Regions from separate parts of the Homo sapiens genome. Here region 1 is linked to region 2. A link is a loop called in an ENCODE intact Hi-C map of the cell type or tissue named here. Cell type or tissue: PC-3. All regions are shown on one strand. Each heading gives the region's core, and the rest is flanking DNA. Links, peaks and the distances in the headings are about the cores only. Region 1 has its middle 50 kb from the start of CCR4. Region 2 overlaps TRIM71 (tripartite motif containing 71).

Region 1 (5,375 bases), core at 93-5,092, 59 kb before region 2:
ACCATCTCAGCTGACTGCAAGCCTCGGCTGCCGGGTTCACGCCATTCTCCTGCCTCAGCCTCTCAAGCAGCTGGGACTACAGGCGCTCACCACGCCCGGCTAATTTTTTGTATTTTTAGTAGAGACGGGGTTTCACCGTGTTAATCAGAATGGTCTCAATCTCCTGACCTCGTGATCCACCCGCCTCGGCCTCCCAAAGTGCTGGGATTACAGGCATGAGCCTCCGCGCCTGGCCATAAATGGTTCTTTTAGCAAGATTATGTACAGTATTGCACTGGTTGCCATGTCCTTTTTGTCTTTTTTCTCTCTCTTTGGTCTTTTTAAATCTGGAACTTTGTTTTATTGACAATGATAGTTTAACAATAAAGACCAATCATTTTGTAAAAATGATAACATTCTTGTGTCCGGAATCGGCGGGTTCTTGGTCTCACTGACTTTAACAATGAAGCCGCAGACCCTCGCGGTGAGTGTTACAGCTCTTAAGATGGTGAGTCTGGAGTCTGTCCCTTCTGATATTTAGATGTGTTTGGAGTTTGTTCTTTCTGGTGGGTTTGTGGTCTCACTGGTTCAGGAGTGAAGCTGCAGACCTTTGCGGTGAGCGTTACAGCTCTTGAGGTACCGCGTCTGGACTTGTTCATTCCTCCTGGGGGGGCTCGTGGTCTTGCTGGGCTCAAGAGTGAAGTTGCAGATCTTCACAGTGAATGTTACAGCTCATAAAAGCAGCGTGGACCCAAAAAGCGAGCAGTAGCAATATTTATTGCAAAGAGCAAAAGAACAAACCTTCCACACTGTGGAAGGTGACCCAAGCAGCCTGCTTTTATTCTCTTATCTGGCCCCACCCACATCCTGCTGATTGGTAGAGCCGAGTGGCCTGTTTTGTCAGGGCACTGATTGGTGCGTTTACAATCCCTGAGCTAGATACAAAGGTTCTCCACATCCCCATCAGATTAGTTAGATACAGAGTTTCCACACACAGGTTCTCCAAGGCCCCACCAGAGCAGCTAGATACAGAGTGTCGATTGGTGCATTCACAAACCTTGAGCTAAACACAGGGTGCTGATTGGTGTGTTTACAAACCTTGAGCTAGATACAGAGTGCCAATTGGTGTATTTACAATCCCTGAGTTAGACATAAAGGTTCTCCAAGGCCCCACCAGAGCAGCTAGATACAGAGTGTCGATTGGTGCACTCACAGGGTGCTGATTGGTGTATTTACAATCCCTGAGCTAGACATAAATGTTCTCCAAGGCCCCACCAGAGCAGCTAGATACAGAGTGTCGATTGGTGCACTCACAAACCTTGAGCTAAACACAGGGTGCTGATTGGTGTATTTACAATCCCTGAGCTAGACATAAAGGTTCTCCACGTCCCCACCAGGGCAGCTAGATACAGAGTGCCGATTGGTGCATTCACAAACCTTGAGCTAAACACAGGGTGCTGATTGGTGTGTTTACAATCCCTGAGCTGGATATAAAGACTTTCCACGTCCCCACCAGACTCAGGAGCCCAGCTGGCTTCACCCAGTGGATCCCGCAGGGGGTTGCTGCAGGTGGAGCTGCCTGCAGGTGGAGCTGCCTGCCAGTCCCGCGCCATGCGCTCGCACTCCTCAGCTCTTGGGCGGTCGATGGGACTGGGCGCCGTGGAGCAGGGGGCGGCATTCGTCGGGGAAGCTCGGGCTGCACAGGAACCCATGGAGGCGGGGGAAGGCTCAGGCATGGCGGGCTGCAGTCCCGAGGCCTGCCCCGTGAGAAAGCAGCTAAGGCCCGGCGAGAAATTGAGCGCAGCGCCTGTGGGCCGGCACTGCTGGGGTACCCAGTACACCCTCCGCAGCCGCTGGCCCGGGTGCTAAGCCCCTCACTGCCCGGGGCGGGCAGGGCCGGCGGGCCGCTCCGAGTGCGGGGCCCGCCAAGCCCACGCCCACCCAGAACTCCAGCTGGCCCGCAAGCGCTGCTCGCAGCCCTGGTTCCTGCTCGCGCCTCTCCCTCCACACCTCCTTGCAAGCTGAGGGAGCCGGCTCTGGCCTTGGCCAGCCCAGAAAGGGGCTCCCACAGTGCAGCGGCGGGCCGAAGGGCTCCTCAAGTGCCGCCAAAGTGGGAACCCAGGCAGAGGAGGCGCCAAGAGCAAGCGAGGGCTCTGAGGACTGCCAGCACGCTGTCACCTCTCATTTTGACAGGTTAAGCATGTATTACAATCTCATGGATAATGACCATGAAACTAACGAGACATTCGTTTCTGTCTCCTTTAGGAAGCCAAGTTGGCTTTTCTGCCCTGATGGTGCTTGTTGTGTTGGTTATGTGATTGTGTTTTTGTCAAAATTCACAGAACCATGTTCTAAAATGTGTGAAATTTATTGTGTGTAAAGTATACCTAGACCAAAAAAATGCTAGTCTCTAAAAGTTGAATTGTCTGAATATTCCACCAGAGTATATGCTTCCAGTGTTTTATTCTAGTCCTCATTAATTAAATTTTAAAAATTTGGATTGTTGCTTGGGAGACATGAAAGTCTTTTTTTTTTTTTTTTTTTTTTTTTTTTTTCAGACGTTGTCTCACTGTCACCCAGGCTGGAGTCCAGTGGCGCCATCTAGGCTCACTGCAACCTCCGCCTTGCAGATTCAAGCAATTCTCCTGCCTCAGCCTCCTGAGTAGCTGGGATTACATGCATGTGCCAGCCACCACACCTAGGTAATTTTTTTGTATTTTTAGTAGAGACAGGGTTTCACCATGTTCGTCAAGCTGGTCTTGAACTCCTGACCTCAGGTGATCCACCCACCTGGGTCTCCCAAAGTGCTGGGATTACAGGTGTGAGCCACCACGCCGGGCCAGATTCCCGGCCTGAAATGCATTTTTAAAGTCTATTGCTATATACTTAGGGACAAAGATGGTTGTTAAAGGTAGAGAAAACAAAACATTCAACATGTCTTGAGGAAAAGGAAGTGTTGGTGGGGGTGAGGTGGGGGCAGTTGCTTGTCTGTCCTGGAAAGGCAATTTCTTACCGCTTCATACCCATTTTATACCCATTCCATTCTTTCTAGAAACACAGATTTCTGTCCTCATTGTTTTCATATTTGTCTCCTATTGTCATGTTTTATGAGCAAGTCATAAAGGGAGGAAGAGGGAAAACAAAGTTCTGAGGCTTTCTTAATCTACTTGCTCAACCTGCATTTTTAGTAACCATAAAGAAATTGGTTGGGCTCACTTTTACAGCTTCCTCTTCTAGCAAGAAGTCCCACCACATGCCATCCACCTAGCCACTTAATGCTCGTCGAACAAGTCAAATCTATAGCAAATATGTAGTCTTGTTTTGTACTTTTTTTCAAATGTTATGTAAAAGGTATACTGTAAAATCATACTAGAACTTCTTTCACCCAATGATTTTTAGATGTACCTACACACATGTAGCGTCCCCATTCACTTTAACTTGCACTGAATAAATATATCAAATGTACTCTTCTATCTCCCCACTGACAAGATACTTGGCATTACGTACTCCAGACAACCAGGCAGCGACTGTTTTAAGTCTTCTTATGCTGTTGTTTGTGCTAGAATTTCTCCACAGCATATTTTGGAGGTGAAATTACTGGATCCGTGTGTATGTGTACATCTTCACCTTTACTAGGTATTGACAAATTCCCCTGCAAACAGGTTGTACTCCTTTTCACTCCCACCAGCTGTGTAGGACAGTTCCCATTTCTCACCAACAGTTGCTATAATTAGACTTTCCTATTTCTATCCAAAGGATGAGTATAACATTGTATCTTATTGTTGCTTTGGTCTGTATTTCCCTGAGTTCTAGGGTAGTTGAGCTCGGTAAATAACTTAACCCCACCCTTTGCCTCGTTGTTTTTAATTGGGGTATGTTTTCCTTATTGTAGTTCTTTAAATATTCTGGATGGCAATCCTTTATTAGTTATACCTTTATATTCTCCCATTCTGAGGCTTATGCTTTCGCTTCTTTAATATTGTTGTTTTTCAAGTTTCAATTTTTGTAAGTTAAAAATTGATATATAGTAGTTGGACATATTTTGGGGGTCCATATGAGTTTTGAAACTTGTATAACATGTGATTATCAAATCAGTGTACTTCGGATATCCATCGCCTCAAATATTTATCTTTGTGCTAGGAACAATACAAATCTTTTATTTTGAAATTTACAATAAATTATTGACAATTTCCCTACTGTACTTCATTGAACTAATTTTTAAAACATAAAAAACACACAACAAGTGTATACATTTTTATCACATGTGCATTCCTGGTTGCCTGGCGTGCTGCTCTTGTGTCAGCCTCTCCCAGATCCAGGCTGATGACACTTCCTGCCATCAGGAATACTAGGATACTGCCTGTGGTCATGGGAGGTGAAGAGAGATCTAACAGTTCACTTAGATGCAGTGAAATACAGCCATCCCTCGGCACCACGGGAGATTGCTTTCAGGACCGCCCGCAGCTACCAGTGGAGCGCATGCTCCATTCGGCCGCTCCGTGGAACCCGCACATACTCCACGCAGCCACTCGTCTGTGGAACACAAGTATTCCATATGGTCTGTGGAACCCGTGGATACAAATTCAGCCCTCCACATAGGTCAGTTTCACATCCCACAAATGTTTTCCATCCCTATTTGTTTGCACATGCGGAACCCGTGTTTTTCAAGGTCATCTGCACTGCTGCTCACGCTAGTTGTATGGAGGTCAGAAAAGAAAATCAAACCTCTTCACTGAACGGAAATTTTTTGTTTTGTTTTTCCCTGAGACAGAGTCTTGCTCTGTTGCCCAGGTTGGGGTGCAGTGGCGTGATCCCAGCTCACTGCAACCTCTGCCTCTGGGTTGAAGCAATTCTCCTGCCTCAGCCTCCCAAGTTGCTGGGTTTACAGGTGCCCACCACCACGCCTGGCTCATTTTTGTATTTTTAGTAGAGACGGGGTTTCACCATGTTGGCCAGGCTAGTCTTGAACTCCTGATCTCGTGATCTGCCCGCCTTGGCCTCCCAAAGTGCTGGCGTTACAGGTGTGAGCCACCATACCCGGCCGAACGGAAGTTTTTAATGCAGTCAGATATAAATTTGATTTGTTGCTGTGCCTTCTCATAATCTATGCACTTTACATTTAATATGTAAAGTTCAGTGATCTCCAGTATTTTCACCAGTTGTGAAACGACAACCACTATCCAATTCCAGAGCACTTTCAATATCCATGGCTGCTATGGAGTTTCACAAAGAAAACTGCCAATTCCTCTCAACCTCCAAGGCCCTGGCAACCACATATCTATTTGTACCTATTTGCCTATTCTGGACATTTCATGTATGTGCAGTTACGTGCCTGACTTCTTTCACTTAACACTTCAAGGTTCACCCATGTCATAACATGCATTAGTACCTCATTC
Region 2 (5,375 bases), core at 275-5,274:
CCAAGGCCCTTTGTTCTCTCACAGGGCATACTGTCATTAACAATACATACAACTGGCTTATAATATCATATGATCTCATTTACCTAGTGACCACTGAGTTAAAGAAAGGGTTTGTACCTGTGAGTAACCCCCAGAGTAACCCCCAAACTGAAGACTCCTTGCAAACCCGCTAGAGGGAAGGAGGGCTGCCAAGCCAGGTGGCAGCAAGACTGTTCATGGTGTGGTGGCAGGAGCTGCTCAGCCAGATGAGGGACAGTGGGGACTCCTGAATATACTAAACACCTTCTTCTCTTTCATCCTTTTTGCCCTGGCTCCTGGGGATTCCTACATCTTTGCAAGCTTTCTGTGGGTTTGAGCCATGTGTCTCCCACATTTTCACCCAATTAACCCTGGGAGTGAAATGGAAGCCCTGGCATGGTCTGGGAGACACAGCCACAAACATTTCAGCTCTGTCTGAAAATTACTGTACTCCCCTCCACAGCACAGCATTAGCTGTTTTTATACAATCCAGACAGGTACCTGGAAAGCCTCCAGGTGGCTCCTGTTCAGCTCCATTTAGAGAGAGATGCCAACTAGAGGTGAAACCAGAAGGGAAGACCTGGCAAGGCCCTCAGATGCACAGCCTCACCTAGTTCTAGCTGTCCTTGTTTGTGTTGAAGGCAGAGTCCCACATGAAACAACTTTGGGGAGTTTCGCTCAAATTCAGCCCAAAAACTCAGTCTTCATTACCTTGTCTTAATTTGAATTTCCATCCCAATGTCATTAAAATTGGGGAACTTTGGAAGTACGGAATGGCTTCTTAGAAATACAATGTCTCCACTGGCTATCTTTTCAAGGTGGCTCAGAGGAGGGGGATGGCTAAAGGTTGATTCAATATTCTAGGAATTGTTATGGCTTGAAGTTGGTTAACCGACTTCATCAGCTAAGTTAAAGCTTCATTATTATCACAGGCTGCTTAAACCCACCAGGGCATCTGATAATAATACAGGTCTACCAATTTACAACTCAGGAGATATCATTTAAAATGAAATAGAAAAGTTATGATTGGCCAGGCTCGGTGGGTCACTGGTGAGACGCTCTCTACAAAATTTTTTAAAGTTAGCTAGGCATGGTGGAGAGTGCCTGTACTCCTAGCTACGCCAGAGGCTGAGGCAGAAGGATTGCTTGAGTCTGGGAGGCCGAGGCTCCGGTGAGCTGTGATCACGCCACTGCACTCTAGCCTGAGTGACAGGCCGAGACCCAGTCTCAGGGAAAGGGAATAAAAGTGAAGTTATGACTGACAATTGGGTAAAATGCCAATTCACAAAACAAAACAGTGTGCTGAGAACTCTGTTGTGACCTAAAATCCCCTCTTCCTCCTAGGGCAACATTTAAATCTGTTTCTCAAAGGGGCCACCAGCATTAGAATCCCCAGAGGTACTTGTTAAAGATGCAAATTTGAGCCCCACCCCAGTTTTAGAGAATCAGAATCTCCATGGGGTAGGGAGCCCCAGGGCTAACCAACTCCCAGGTCATTGTTAACCAGGGAAGGGCTGATTTACACAACCACACAAAATAACGACGACGCGAGAAAGCATGGGTAAGCACATAGTGGGCAGTCACTACAGATAATTTCCCCGTAAAATACTTCGGCTCTCATAGTTTTTAGGACACTTATTTTCTCTATAGTTCACATTAAAACATCTTGAGACTCTAACCAGAAAAAAGTGCGTTTATCTGGAGTTATTTGCATAACATTAAATCCAGCAGGATTTATGGAGCTCCTCCACAAAGGCAGGGTGGGCGGGCAGGGCCCAGATTAACCCTTGCCCACACCCTGGTTTGCTTTCTGGGCCGGCTCTGCACCTTCCCAGAAAGCAGCACGACAGGAAAGGAGCTCAGGGAGGTTCCCTCAGCTAATGGCCCTTGGGCGAAGACTCCTCCAGAATGTTACTTGTCCTTGGCTGGGCTGGAACAGAAAACCCAGCGGGTAACGGGATAAGCACGCAGGCGGGCATTAAGCCTGCTTCCCGGGGAAGATTAAACACAGTTAATTAAAACCCTGCAGAATGGGAGGCACGGGGATTAGCTGGCAGGGAAAGGGAGGGGGACCTGCTAGCAGGAGAGGTGATGCCTGCCCAGATTTCCTTCCCAGAGCTCTTTTGCCACTAATAAAGATTAAATGTGCTAAGCACAACTGGGCCATCCACTCCATTTTCACAGATCCCAGTATCCCTTACTTCGAGGCCCCTGGGTAAGCCTGTCCCAAGAGCTGGGCAAACCAAGAAATAAGCTTACTGGGGAGTTACTGCTATGCCTTAGAACTCTGGTTGATGAGAAAAGGGATCCTGGTGAGTTGGGGGGAGTGTCCTGAGGTGCAAATCAAGATCAACCCTCAATTACCATTACCTTCACATTTCTCCCACCCCCTGCTACCATGCAGGCCAGATCTTGGGGGGTGAAAGTAGCAGGAAGCAGAGGGCTCCCTTGGAGGGTGAGGCCCTGCCCCTCTTGTATTTCTCAACAAAGGCATGACTTGACCAATTCAGTCAAACCTAGTCCCAGCACCCTGGAAGCCCTTGCCCAATCACAATGTTCCAGGCCTATACCCAGCTGGAGGGGCTGTGGCCAACACCCCGATAATCCTATAAATAGTCCCACCCCCGCCCTCCAATTACAGAAGACCAAGGGAATCACCATCAAAAAGCATTTATTAAGCACCTAAGACTCATAGGGGCTTGGCCCTGCCCTGAGAGAGGGTCATTTATGACCATTAAGGCCAGAGTAAGGCAGGCTCCCAGAGGCCCATAAAACTCCCAGGGAAGGAAGTGGGGATTAACCACTTCCTCTCACCTCTCAAGAAGGGGTTTCAAGATGTACCAAATTGCAGAACAGAGGGTTCTTGGGTGGGGGTGGGGAGATGGGGATCAGAAGAGCCTACACCTGGCTAAGGCCTGTCTGTATAAGGGGACATGAATAACCCTGGGGTTTCTCAAATCACTTTGATTTTTACAGAGGAGAGCTTTGTAGTCCTCACTGCCCCGACTTCTCTGTGAGGCACATGCTGGCAAGACTCTGCACCCGCCCCTTGGCACGGGTCTGGACTCTATCCAGGAAGGGACAGAGCATACATGGGGATTATATGCATATTTGACAAGTGCTATGCTGGTACAATGGCTTAATTCTTTTACCTAACTCAGCAGTCTGATTTCTTGGATCAAAACCTGTCTATCCTGGACAATTTACAACCCCATCATACTCAATTTTTACTGAAATTTTTTTCAGGAACTCTCACCCAAATCTAAGAAAAGCAGCTTACAAAGAAGACAAACACAGGCAAGCTTGAGTCATGAAAGGAGAGCAGCATGCGGGATGGGACTTCCTGGATTGAGACCATGGTTTGGCTCTGAGCTTCCTGGGAGTCAAAGCAAAATGACCAACAATAAATAATTATGCCATTATCAAACTAACAGTTTTCAAAACGGACAATGTTTTCCCAGCAGTAAATCTAGACAGTGATGGAATCTGCAAATTCCCCTCCTCAGCATATGAGGACCAGCACTGAGAGTTTCCTTTCTCTTCTCCCTTCTCTCCCTGCTGAGCTGTGGGGAAATCCCTGCTGAAATTACAGGGGCAATCTTTATGGTGCTAGAGCAAAGCAGGTAGAGACAGGTGCTCAGAAGCGAGTGGAGTTGTTCCTAGGTGTATGGCGTGAGTTCCAAGAACTGCACCCTGGCTGAGCACTGTGGCACATGCATTTTGGGAGGCCGGGGATCACTTGAGTACAGAAGTTTCAGACTAGCCTGGGCAACATGGCAAGACTCCTGTCACTACAGAAATTTTTAAAATAGAAGTAAATATTAAAATAAATTAAAAAGGAAGCTTCCTGGTAAGTCCTGGGGGTCCAAGTTAGGTGAAGTCCCACAAACCTCTTGAAAAAGGAAACAATAAACTTTAGAACGTTTCATCAGTAGAGAAGCCACCACGTTAAGCCAAAGAATGTACGGCACTAAACTTATTAACCAATCCCTGCCTCTGGGGCTTTTTCTTTTGGGGGGTGGGGGTTGGCGGTGGGCCTCACTCGTGGCCCACGCTGGAGTGCAGTGAAGTACAGTGGCGTAATCTTGCTTCACTGCACACGCCACCACGCCCAGCTAACTTTTGTATTTTTTTTGTAGAGACAGGGTTTTGCCGTGTTGCCCAGGCTGGTCTCCTGAGCTCAAGTGATCCAACCACCTTGGCCTCCCAAAGTGCTGGGATTAGAGGCGTGAGCCACCTCACTAGGTAAAGATACCTAGTATTCTTTACGCAGTTTCTCCTAATGGTAACATCTCCCAAAACAATAGTATAATATCACACTCAGGGTACTATCGATACAATCAGGGCACACATTTCCCCTGTGCCTGGCTCCTTGGGTTTGTTTTTTGTTTTGTTTTTTGAGACAGAGTCTCGCTCTGTCGCCCAGGCTGGAGTGCAGTGGCGCGATCTCAGCTCACTGCAAGCTCCGCCTCCCGGGTTTATGCCATTCTCCTGCCTCAGCTTCCCGAGTAGCTAGGACTACAGGCGACCGCCACCACGCCCGGCTAATTTTTTGTTTTTTAGTACAGATGGGGTTTCACCAGGTTAGCCAGGATGGTCTCGATCTCCTGACCTCATGGTCCACCCACCTCGGCCTCCCAAAGTGCTGGGATTACAGGCGTGAGCCACTGCGCCCAGCCAGGCTTTTTTAAATGAGGAAGGGATAGAATCTTTAGTTTGTGGATAAGATAAAAGCTGGCTCACTTAGACCAGCCCGGGGTGACTGAGAAGGGAGGCCACCACTCAGGGCCAGAAGCATGCCCCCTTGCACCCCCAGCTGAGCCCTGAAAGCTCCCCAGCAGCAGAGTCGCAAGGCTTCACCAGTGTTAGCCACTTGGGCCAAGGTGATCAACATTCCAGGAGGCAGCCATTCCTGCTGAACAAAGAGCCCAGGGAGGAATTCCTCCTGCCCCAAGCATGTGGGTTGGGGGTGGTATCCAAACAAAACTGGACAGAAGAAAGCAGCCCCAGCAAGGGGCCCTAAGGAAGCCTACCCCCACTGCATGCCCTGTCGGAGGAATGGAGAAAACTCAAGGGAAAGTCTCCAGCACAGATTACAATTGGACCTTATAAACACAGAAGGCAATTTCGGGGCTTTGTCTCTAAACATAATGGAGTAAAGTTCAGGAGAGAGCAATCTCTATAGGAAATAGGCCAAAACCTCTGAATTTAATCATTAACTTTATCTCGAGGGTCTTTGTATTCATGTTATGTACTGGCTTTTACTGTAACCAGTGCAAACATTTTACTGTCCTTCAAAGCACAGAATGCGGGGTTTGTTGGCCTATTTAAAAGAGTGCCTACATCAACATGAGATG

What was found. A loop is a pair of places that touch in the nucleus more often than their neighbours do. Peaks named below come from ENCODE experiments on the same cell type or tissue, not always from the same donor. Only the 100,000 strongest peaks of a DNase experiment are listed, where the experiment ranks them.
Region 1: it touches region 2 in a loop (7-fold over the local background); 2 of 110 quality-filtered maps call a loop at or near these places.

What each region holds. Positions count from the first base shown.
Region 1 is chr3:32,899,400-32,904,774 of GRCh38, reverse strand. No RefSeq gene overlaps it. Among named protein-coding and RNA genes, the nearest start is that of CCR4, 50 kb to the left of the region's middle. RefSeq lists silencers at 1,433-1,592, 1,616-1,771, 1,813-1,892. In PC-3, for the core only: CTCF peaks have their summits at 1,567 (motif pointing right) and 2,572; a DNase peak (open chromatin) is centred at 1,514; H3K4me3 peaks cover 962 bases.
Region 2 is chr3:32,840,287-32,845,661 of GRCh38, reverse strand. The region is part of intron 1 of TRIM71 (tripartite motif containing 71); the gene reads right to left. Among named protein-coding and RNA genes, the nearest start is that of TRIM71, 25 kb to the right of the region's middle. RefSeq lists an enhancer at 1,401-1,996. In PC-3, for the core only: no CTCF peak of the experiment used is centred there; a DNase peak (open chromatin) is centred at 3,321; H3K27ac peaks cover 2,255 bases.